Linked DNA regions of Homo sapiens: region 2 is linked to region 1. The links are chromatin contacts, found by POLR2A ChIA-PET in ENCODE. All regions are on one chromosome and are shown on one strand. Each heading gives the region's core, a stretch centred on a gene start or an enhancer-like site at or near the end of the contact. The rest is flanking DNA. Distances are from core to core; before and after follow the strand shown.

The links. ChIA-PET counts read pairs that join two places held with the same protein, here RNA polymerase II (POLR2A).
Region 2: POLR2A ChIA-PET joins it to region 1 with 15 read pairs in PC-3. The contact joins the promoter of PCBP2 here to the enhancer-like site in region 1. POLR2A ChIA-PET finds 5 or more read pairs at or near these places in 2 of 52 experiments (PC-3 and WTC11).

What each region holds. Positions count from the first base shown.
Region 1 is chr12:52,145,169-52,149,559 of GRCh38, reverse strand. No RefSeq gene overlaps it. Among named protein-coding and RNA genes, the nearest start is that of SMIM41-AS1, 29 kb to the right of the region's middle. RefSeq lists an enhancer at 1,901-2,195. Within about 2 kb of position 2,084, at least 28 of the 41 ENCODE cell types and tissues checked have a DNase peak (open chromatin) inside an H3K27ac peak, as active enhancers do; they include PC-3, where a contact is called at or near this core.
Region 2 is chr12:53,449,488-53,453,670 of GRCh38, reverse strand. It overlaps PCBP2 (poly(rC) binding protein 2), which reads right to left and starts at 1,569. Exons shown (of 15, transcript NM_031989.5): 1 at 1,295-1,569. RefSeq lists silencers at 838-1,087, 1,108-1,237, 1,458-1,557 and an enhancer at 1,738-1,837.

The DNA of each region.
Region 1 (4,391 bases), core at 835-3,334:
ATGCTGTGAAGCCTCATTTGCCAAAGTGTCCTGTAGATAAGAGTCAAACCGGATAATGCTTAAAAGACACTTTGGAAATGTGGAGTCAGGACTTTTATCTCCAAAGCCAAGTTCCAACGGGCAACAGAAGATGCAAAACACATTGTACCTAAGGCCTGGCCTGGGGGCTTTGGGGACGGTCGGCTTCTAGTTGACAGCTGGAAATGGAGGCATTTCTGGCAGAGAAACAGGTCTAAGGAGGCAGCGCCAGCTTCCTCAGGTCCTGTCTCTACAAGGCCCCATTGCTGTAACTAGCCAAGCCAAGCAGGCTGCCCTGCCTGGAAAACTGACTGACCTGCCCTGGACCCCTGCTTCCCTGGAACAGAGATGGGGAGCCCCATAGGCAAGCTCTGGGTTTGGAGCAAGGGGGCTGAGACTACGCCCTTGGAGACGGGTGCACCCTGGGCCCGTGTTTGTAAGTGGAGGGACACCCAATGGGGTTAAGAAGCCTCAGGAGAATTCAAGGCCCCTTGCACACCCGCTGATTGTATAGAAGAGAAAGTTCAGGCTTAGGAAGGAGGGGTCACCTGGCCAAGGTCACACAGCCCCCAAGCTGACACTCGTGAGGCTGCCTCTTCTGCCTCCCAGGTGGGAGGGCCAGGCTTCCCCATGCCAGGTGCCCCCACCCAAGTCTGGGGCAGGACGGCCGGAGCTCCATGGGGTGAGGGGGTGTGGGGTTGCTGGGCTCGGGCCAGGACTGAGATGCCACAGAAGCTGGTGTTCTGCCAGGGCGGGGCAGGCAGGCCTGGGGGCAGAGGCGGGCCTGGCCTCTCCCCACCTGGCAGAAGGCATTTCTTACCTAATAAGGTGCTTTATTCTCTGCCTCAAACAGCTTCTGACAAAGCAGGGTGGTGCAGGGGGTGGGGCCAGCTCCTGGGGCCACACCCCGCCCGCTCACCCCACTGCACCAGGCTAGGCCTTTCTGGGGGCAGCAGGGTCTGTAGCAGACCCTGGTCTACCTGAGAAAAGCAGGCGAGCTCCAGCTGGCCTCCGAGAACCCAAGCCTGGCCTAGGATGCAGGGCCCCTGTGTGCCCATCCTCACCCTTGTGGGAGGGGGCTGTCCACATGCAGTTCAGGGCCCAGGTTCCCCGAACCTGCACTGCTTTCCCCCAACACCCGGTATAAGCCAAGCTGCCTCTCCTGCCCCATCCCACACACACAGATATGCACACACTTCCTGCGCTGTCCCTGGGGGCAGTGAGGCCTGGATCCCCCAAGTAGGGAGGTCCCCCAGGACCTCCCACTGTTAGCCCAGAGAAAGCAGGTCAGGGCCGCTCCAGGGAGTCCAGCAGAGCCCTGTGTCTTCATCCTCAGAGGCAGTGGAGGGGCCTGGGCGCCAGGCCCCATGCCTGGGAGGGACAGTGACACAACTCCCCATGGGAAGATCTGGCCCCAGGCCCTGTGGGCCCCTGCCTGACTGAGCGAGGGGTGGTGTCGAGGGGGTCCTAGTGGTGAGCTGGACTGAAGTGGAGGAAGGGCCGGGACCAGGCCACACAGAGCACCTGAGGAGGAGCGTCCCAGTGGGACACATGCTAGTCGGGTGACTCTGGACAACTATTAGCAACCCCGGTGTCCGCATCTGTAAAGTGGGAACAATGCACCTTCCTCTCAGAACTGTTTCAAGGATCCAGTGGGTGCACAGTTTGGACAGATGGCACATGGTCACCTGCATATGCCCTTTATCAGGCAGCGGGGGAAGGCTCTGTGTGCCCCTCAGGGTCTCCAGCTGTGCCTGCAGGTCCCCCTCCAGGCCCTAACCAGGGAGTAACCACGAAGAGAAGGAAGGCCTTCTCAGCAAACAGCTGAGTTTGCTCCAGGAGCACAGGGCCCTTAGTCACCAAGGAGCTTCTTGGGAATGTCTCACAGCACCACCGAGGGAAAGGCACCAGTGACGGCACCCACACCAGGGGGGCCCTCCGCTCTCAGGGCGCCGTGTCCTGAGCTCCAGTGTGTGGATCTCTGTGAGTGTGGCGGTGTATGGCTCTGGTGTCCCGCCAGCAGCTCGGCCACACCCGGGTGACTCAGGGCTGCAGCACGCACCCTACCCGGCCAGTGGGAGAACAAAGCCGCCAGCTCAGGGCCTGGGCATCCAGCCTGAGTCACATACAGGCACACCCAGCCCAGCCAGGAGCCCCCACCCCTCCGGACCCACCCCAGCCCAGGGCTCAGGAGCTCCCCCAATCCCTGCCACAGTGAGGAAACCGAAGTAGCCCCTCACACTGACTGGACTTGCCCAGGTGCGACCGGCTGAGATGAGGAGCTGGGCCCAAGGAAGCCTGGAGGTCTCGCTGAGACCAGGAGCAGAAGCCCACAACCAGGCCCCCGACTCCAGCTCAGTGCAGTAGCAGGGGACAGGCCCTGGCACAGGGAGCATCAGGCCTGAGGCCCAGGAGCCCAGCTTCCCCATGGGGCTGGACTCAGAGGGAAACCAAGGCAGAAGGAGAGGACCTCAGTGAGAGCCATGGGCCTGGCTCAGTCTGGGTTGAGGACACACTGTGGACACAGCCCTGACTCCCTGCCCCTCCGTCACTCTCAAATGTGGAGGAATCATGACAAGGTGAGACGGCCAGGCCTTCAGGTGACCGCTCTGCTTAAGACAATGAGGAGCAGCCCAGCCTCCCCGCCTAGACCTGGGAGTGAGGTTTGTGAGGAAAGGGGCCAGGGCTTGCTCTGCTAAGTGCGCCAACACCACCAGCGGCTCAAAGAAGGTGCTAAGGTTCCCAGACAAGGACCCAGAGTGAGGCCGAGGCAGGAGGGCAGGCAGCAGGCAGGGGTGGGGACCCTGGATTCCCCGGCAGGGGGGAACCCCAAACCCCAGGCCCTTTCCAGTGTGAAATGGGGGCCCCTGCTTCAGCTGATACTCCATCCCTGGAGAGTCTGGGGCTCCACTGCAGGATGCCACCTCCTGGAGCCCTGGTCCAAACCCAAAGGGTGGTGGGGTCTGGCCACCAGCTGGGTCTCCAACCAAGGCCATAGCTGAGAGCAACCCTGCAAAAAGGGAGAAAAAGCCCATCAGGGACACCACAGGGCAGAACGAGCAGATCCTCGGACACTCTCAGCAGGCCCCACGCACCTGATCCTACCCCAGAAGCCCTCGCCCTGACCCAGCCTCACCCAACCCCGAGCTGTGCCCGGTGCTAACTGCAAATGGCCCTCACCCTCAGCCCTGAATCCATCCCTTCATCTGACATGGTACTAATCCCAACCCTAACCCCAAATTTGAACTGTGCCCCAAACTCTACTTGCTTCTCTGTGCTCAAGCCCTACTCCATCCTCACAACCCAGCCCTAAACCAATCCCATCCTAAACCCCAGCTCTGACCCTCACCCCTCTCAGATCATCTGTGTGCCCAAAATTCCATTGTCAGCCCAACCACTGCTCCAAAACCTAACCAGCCCTCCAAGCCTTGCCTTCCCAGGCCCTTTCTAATCCTCCTCCCTATTCTATAGCCCAGGAGCACCGCACACCTCTATCGTCTCCAGTAACCCTCCGCTAAGCCCCCCAGCATCCACACTGCCCACAAACCCCACTTGTGCTCAGACTGCCCACACTGCGCCCACACTGGCCCCCTGTCCAGCCATCAGGAGCCTCTGCTGCACCCGACTGTGCACGCCCAGGCTGGGAGCTGACACAGAGGGACAGGGGCTGGGGACATGACGTGTTCCCCACTAAGAACAGCAGACGCCCTCCCAGCACCAGTGGCTTTATGGCAAGACTTGTAGGGGGTCATTCAGACTCAGGCCTCAGCCTGCCTGCCCTGCGGAGGTGGGGGATGGGTCAGAGCAGGCACTTCCGTGCCTTCCCAGCTCAGGGCCCCACTGCACACAGCCCCAAGCCCACTCCTCTCCCCCAGGCCCTGGGAATGCGCACCTTAGGGGAGGGAGTCAAACCCAGGCCCCTGGCATGGGTTCCAATACGCCCAGGGGACTCATCTTCCCCCTCACCCCACACCCCTCGATCCTGCCCCGCCCCCAGAGCACCCCAGTCCCTGCCCTACTCTAAAGGCCCAGCAGGCTGAAATGGAGACCCCCCACTCTCCTAGCCAGACTGGGGCCGGCAGTGGGTGGGGGCGGTGGTGCAGGACCCCTGGCTGGCCTCCCTCGCCTGCCCTCAGGCCCAGGCTGCATTCCCAGAAAGCCCAGGCCTGCCACTCAGGGACACACAAGCTGAGCTCAGCACCCTCCTCTGCTTCCCAGGAAGCTGCTGGGACTCTTCCCTCAGCCTCAGCCTGAAGTCCTCCTGCTGCAGTCACTGTCACAATGCTTCAGGGACCCTCGCAGGCAGGCCCAGGTGCCCCAGACTCACCAGGCCCGCCCAGCCCTCTCTCACCCCCTCAGCCTTCAAGCCAAGG
Region 2 (4,183 bases), core at 320-2,819, 1.3 Mb before region 1:
ATCCATCCTTTTAAAACTCAACATGTCATCTCTCTCCTCCCACAGCTAGATTTCCTCCTTCACAAAACCAGCCACTGTGTTAACTTTCCTCTAACACAAAGCCCATACCCTAAATATCTTAGGTGCTTAAGTGTCTGTCACACCATTCTGTATATGGCAAACTGTCCTCTGGCTACTCCAAGAATGTAAGTGATTATATAAGTGCATCCCCAAAGCACATCATTTCCCCATTTTCAGAATACAATTAATTGCTGGCAAAATCCCAGAATTCAACACTTTTCACTCATGGAAAAATAGTGCTTGGTGGGGGAAGAAGCGTTAGGTCTGTAAGAATGACTTTCTTTTTTTAATAAGATGTGGTAAAGACCTGGTAGTTTAATTCCTTACCCTCTTGCAGATGTAATAGGAAGCCCTTTACAAATATCACAATAACGCAACTTCGAAAAGGCAAAAAAAAAAAAAACAAAACAGGAAACCTATTTGAAGCCATTTCTTGAGGTAAAGTACAAAGATGCATTTCTAACTCCAAACCAAGTAATCCAAGAAATTTGTCGAATTTCCCTCCTGACTAGGTCAAGATAAAGGTACCCCATTCCAGCAATCCAGCTGCTAACACTGCTGTCCAATACCCCTTCCATAAATAGCTCGGTCTGGGATTACATCGGCAGGCATTTTGTAATTTAAAAATTCGTTACCCCGAGAAACGTCCTGATTAACTCGGCAACTGGGAGCCCGTCTACCCTTTCTTTAACTCCGCAGCCCCCTCTCCCCTCGGTTATCCAAGCATTTTCCACTTAAGAAAAAAAGCCCCCCCTTCCCTCGACTAGAAAGAGGGGGGAAAAAATAAACGGTTCGGTCGGGGGGGGGCGCTGCGATACAGGGGGAGGGGCCGGACTAATAGCGCCTCCCCGTGTGGCTGCGCCAGCGCCTGACCCCCGCGGGGAGCCGCGCTCACCCGCCCGGCCAGCAAGCCGGCCATCGCCTCCCCCAACCCCCCACAACCAACAAATCCACCGCCGCCCCCCCTACCGCGCGCGCGCCCTCCCTGACTCCTGCGCAGCCGCCACCGGGAAAAGGCGGGGGGAGGGGGGAATAGGCCTTGCGCGAGGCCTACTAGGCCGCGCCAGAGCCAGGGCCTCGCGTGAATGACCGGCCTGGCACAGTGAGGTGGTAGGCGCTCACGCGGGACTACGCGAGACCGCGGCTCGTGACTAGGACCCGAGCCGGCTAAGAAGAAGACAAAAGTGGAAATTGTAGCCATAGCCGGGGGCGCAAGGGAAATTTTTAGGCTTACCTGCAGGCGCGAGGCGACTGAGGGGAAAAGGGGAGCGGGCGGGAAGGGGAAGGGCGGGAGGCCGGGGGCGGAACAATAGGGGCGGGCGGGAAGGCGAGGGGGGCCCCGCGGGCGGGCGGAGGAGGAAGGGGGGGTGGAGGAGGAGGAGGAGGAAGGGGGAAAGAGACCCCGGGGCGGGTGGAGGGCGGCGGAGGGCGGGCGGGCGGGCGGAGGGCGGGCGGGCGGGAGAGGGCGCAGGCTGCGGCTGCTCCGGCTGCTGCCTCTGCTGGTCTGGGAGGGGGACGGGGCGGAGCGGCCTGCTTTCAACCCCGCGCACCCTTCGACCCCGGAAGCGCTAACCACCCCGGGGGCCGGCGAGGCGATTGCGTCGTCCAAGCCTTCCCCACGCAATGCAGACGGCCTCCCAAAAGCCTAGAGCGGCTCCTTTGACAGCGTAGGCACCAGCGAGACAACGGCTGCTAGCAAGCGACGAATTGCGATAGAGAGGGAGCGTGGGGGCAGAAAGGAAACCAGTGGCCCCTAGTGGACTGGCTGGAAAGTTCAGATGTTAGTGCGGAGAGGGAGCAGTCGCCATGCATCAAGAAGTGGAGAGGAGGAAAAAGGGATGGGTGGAAAGAGAAAGGATGAAGATAGTAATCTACAGGGATACTCAAAAAAGAAAAGGAAAAAAACTAACTTGCCACGTTAGAGGTGACCATTGTATAAACTCCTTACTCTTAAAAGGAAAGAATTAAGCATTTAACTTTCCTTTTAGGAAGAACTGTATATAGTTCATCTGTAATTGATAAGGGAAAGCTCTTTTTTAAAGAGTTCCATGTAATAAATCTAGAAGGAATGAAAGAAATAAAAGGAATGAGAGTTGAAAAGTCACCATTTTGCAACCCAGAATGAAATAATTGATTCAGGCAAGTGTATCAATCATTAAAATTTTGAGAAAGGTTGTTAGGGAACGGGATACTATCATGACACCAAATATCAAATATCACCACACAGATTTGCAAATATATATATATATATATATATATATATATATATATATATATATGTAATTTTTTTTTTAAGTAACTTCAAATGGGCCAGGGGTAGTGGCTCACGTCTATAATTCCAACACTTTGGGAGGCTGAGGCAGGCAGATCGCTTGAGCTCAGGAGTTTAAGATACCATCTCTACTAAAAATACAAATATTAGCTGGCGTGGTGGCACATGCCTGTGGTCCTAGCTATTTAGGAGGCTGAGGTGGATGGATCACTTAAGCCCTAGTGGTCCAGGCTACAGTGAGCCATGATGACGGCCACTGCACTGTAGCCTGTCTCAAAAATAACAAATTTTTTTTTGAGACGGAGTTTTGCTCTTGTTGCCCAGGCTGGAGTCCAATGGCATAATCTCGGCCCACCACAACCTCAGCCTCCTGGGTTCAAGCGATTCTCCTGCCTCAGCCTCCCGAGTAGCAAAAATAACAAATTTTTTAAAAGCAACTTCAAATGGAGAGATCTAGCAGTTACCACCTTACCCAAGTACATAAATGATCAAACTGCATCACTCATAGTAGGACAACTTTGCACCGTGTGGTCCTTGGAAAAATGCAACAAGTACACCACATCATCTATTAAATATTCTTGCCAAAAGTGCTTAATCTTAATCTAATCAAGTCATTAGATCTGATTTGCAATTTATAGGAAATTTAATACAACACAAGGAGATATTTTGCAAACCCACAACATTCCACAAGACAGCTAGCTGGTCTTGTCAAAAAAGCAATGGAAAAAAAAAAAAGAAAAAAATTGGCCAGGTGCAGTGGCTCACACCTGTAATCCCAGTAATTTGGGAGGCCGAGGCGGACGGATTACTTGAGGTCAGGAGCTCAAGACCAGCCTGACCAACATGGAGAAACCCCACCTCTACTAAAAATGCAAAATTAGCCAGGCGTGGTGGCGCATGCCTGTAATCCCAGCTACTCGGGAGGCTGAGGCAGAAAAATCACTTGAGCCCAGGAGGCGGAGTTTACGGTAAGCCAAGACTGCGCCACTGCACTCCAGCGTGGGCAACAAGAACAAAACACCGTCTCAAAAAAAAAAAAAAAAAATTAGTTGAACATGGTAGTATGCATCTGTAGTCCCAGCTACTCAAGAGGCTAAGGCGAGAGGATCACTTGAGCCGAGGAATTCAAGGCTGCAGTGAGTTATGATGGCACCACTGCACTCCAGCCTGGGTGACAGAGCAAGACCCATCTCTTAGTTAGTAAATAAAACAAAAGCAGGAATTTAAAAATGCTTAAGGCAATAACAACCAAATATAATGTGTGGCTTTTGCTTGGATCCTGGGTTTCTTTTTTTTTCTTTTTTTTTTGAGACGGAGTCTCACTCTGTTGCCTCGGCTGGAGTACAGTGGCGCAGTATCAGCTCACTGCTACCTCCGCCTCCCGAGTTCAAGTGATTCTCCTGCCTCAGCCTCCTGAGTAGCTGGGATTACAGTCACCTGCCACCACGCCCGGCTAATTTTTTGTATTTTTAGTAGAGACGGGGTTTCACCATGTTGGCCAGGCTGGTCTCAAATTCCTAACCTCGTGATCCGCCTGCCTCAGCCTCCCAAAGCGCTGGGATTACAGGCGTGAGCCACGGTGCCCGGCCTGGTTCCTAGTTTAAAAAAAAAAGTTGCTGCATAAGACATTTAAGGGACAAGTGAGAAAATTCAAACATTAGCTGGGCGCGGTGGCTCACGCCTATAATCCCAGCACTTTGGGAGGCCGAGGCACATGGATCACGAGGTCAGGAGATCGAGACCATCCTGGCCAACATCATGAAACCCCATCTCTACTAAAAATACAAAAATTAGCCAGGCATGGTGGTGCACGCCGGTAGTTCCAGCTACTCGGGAGGCTGAAGCGGGAGA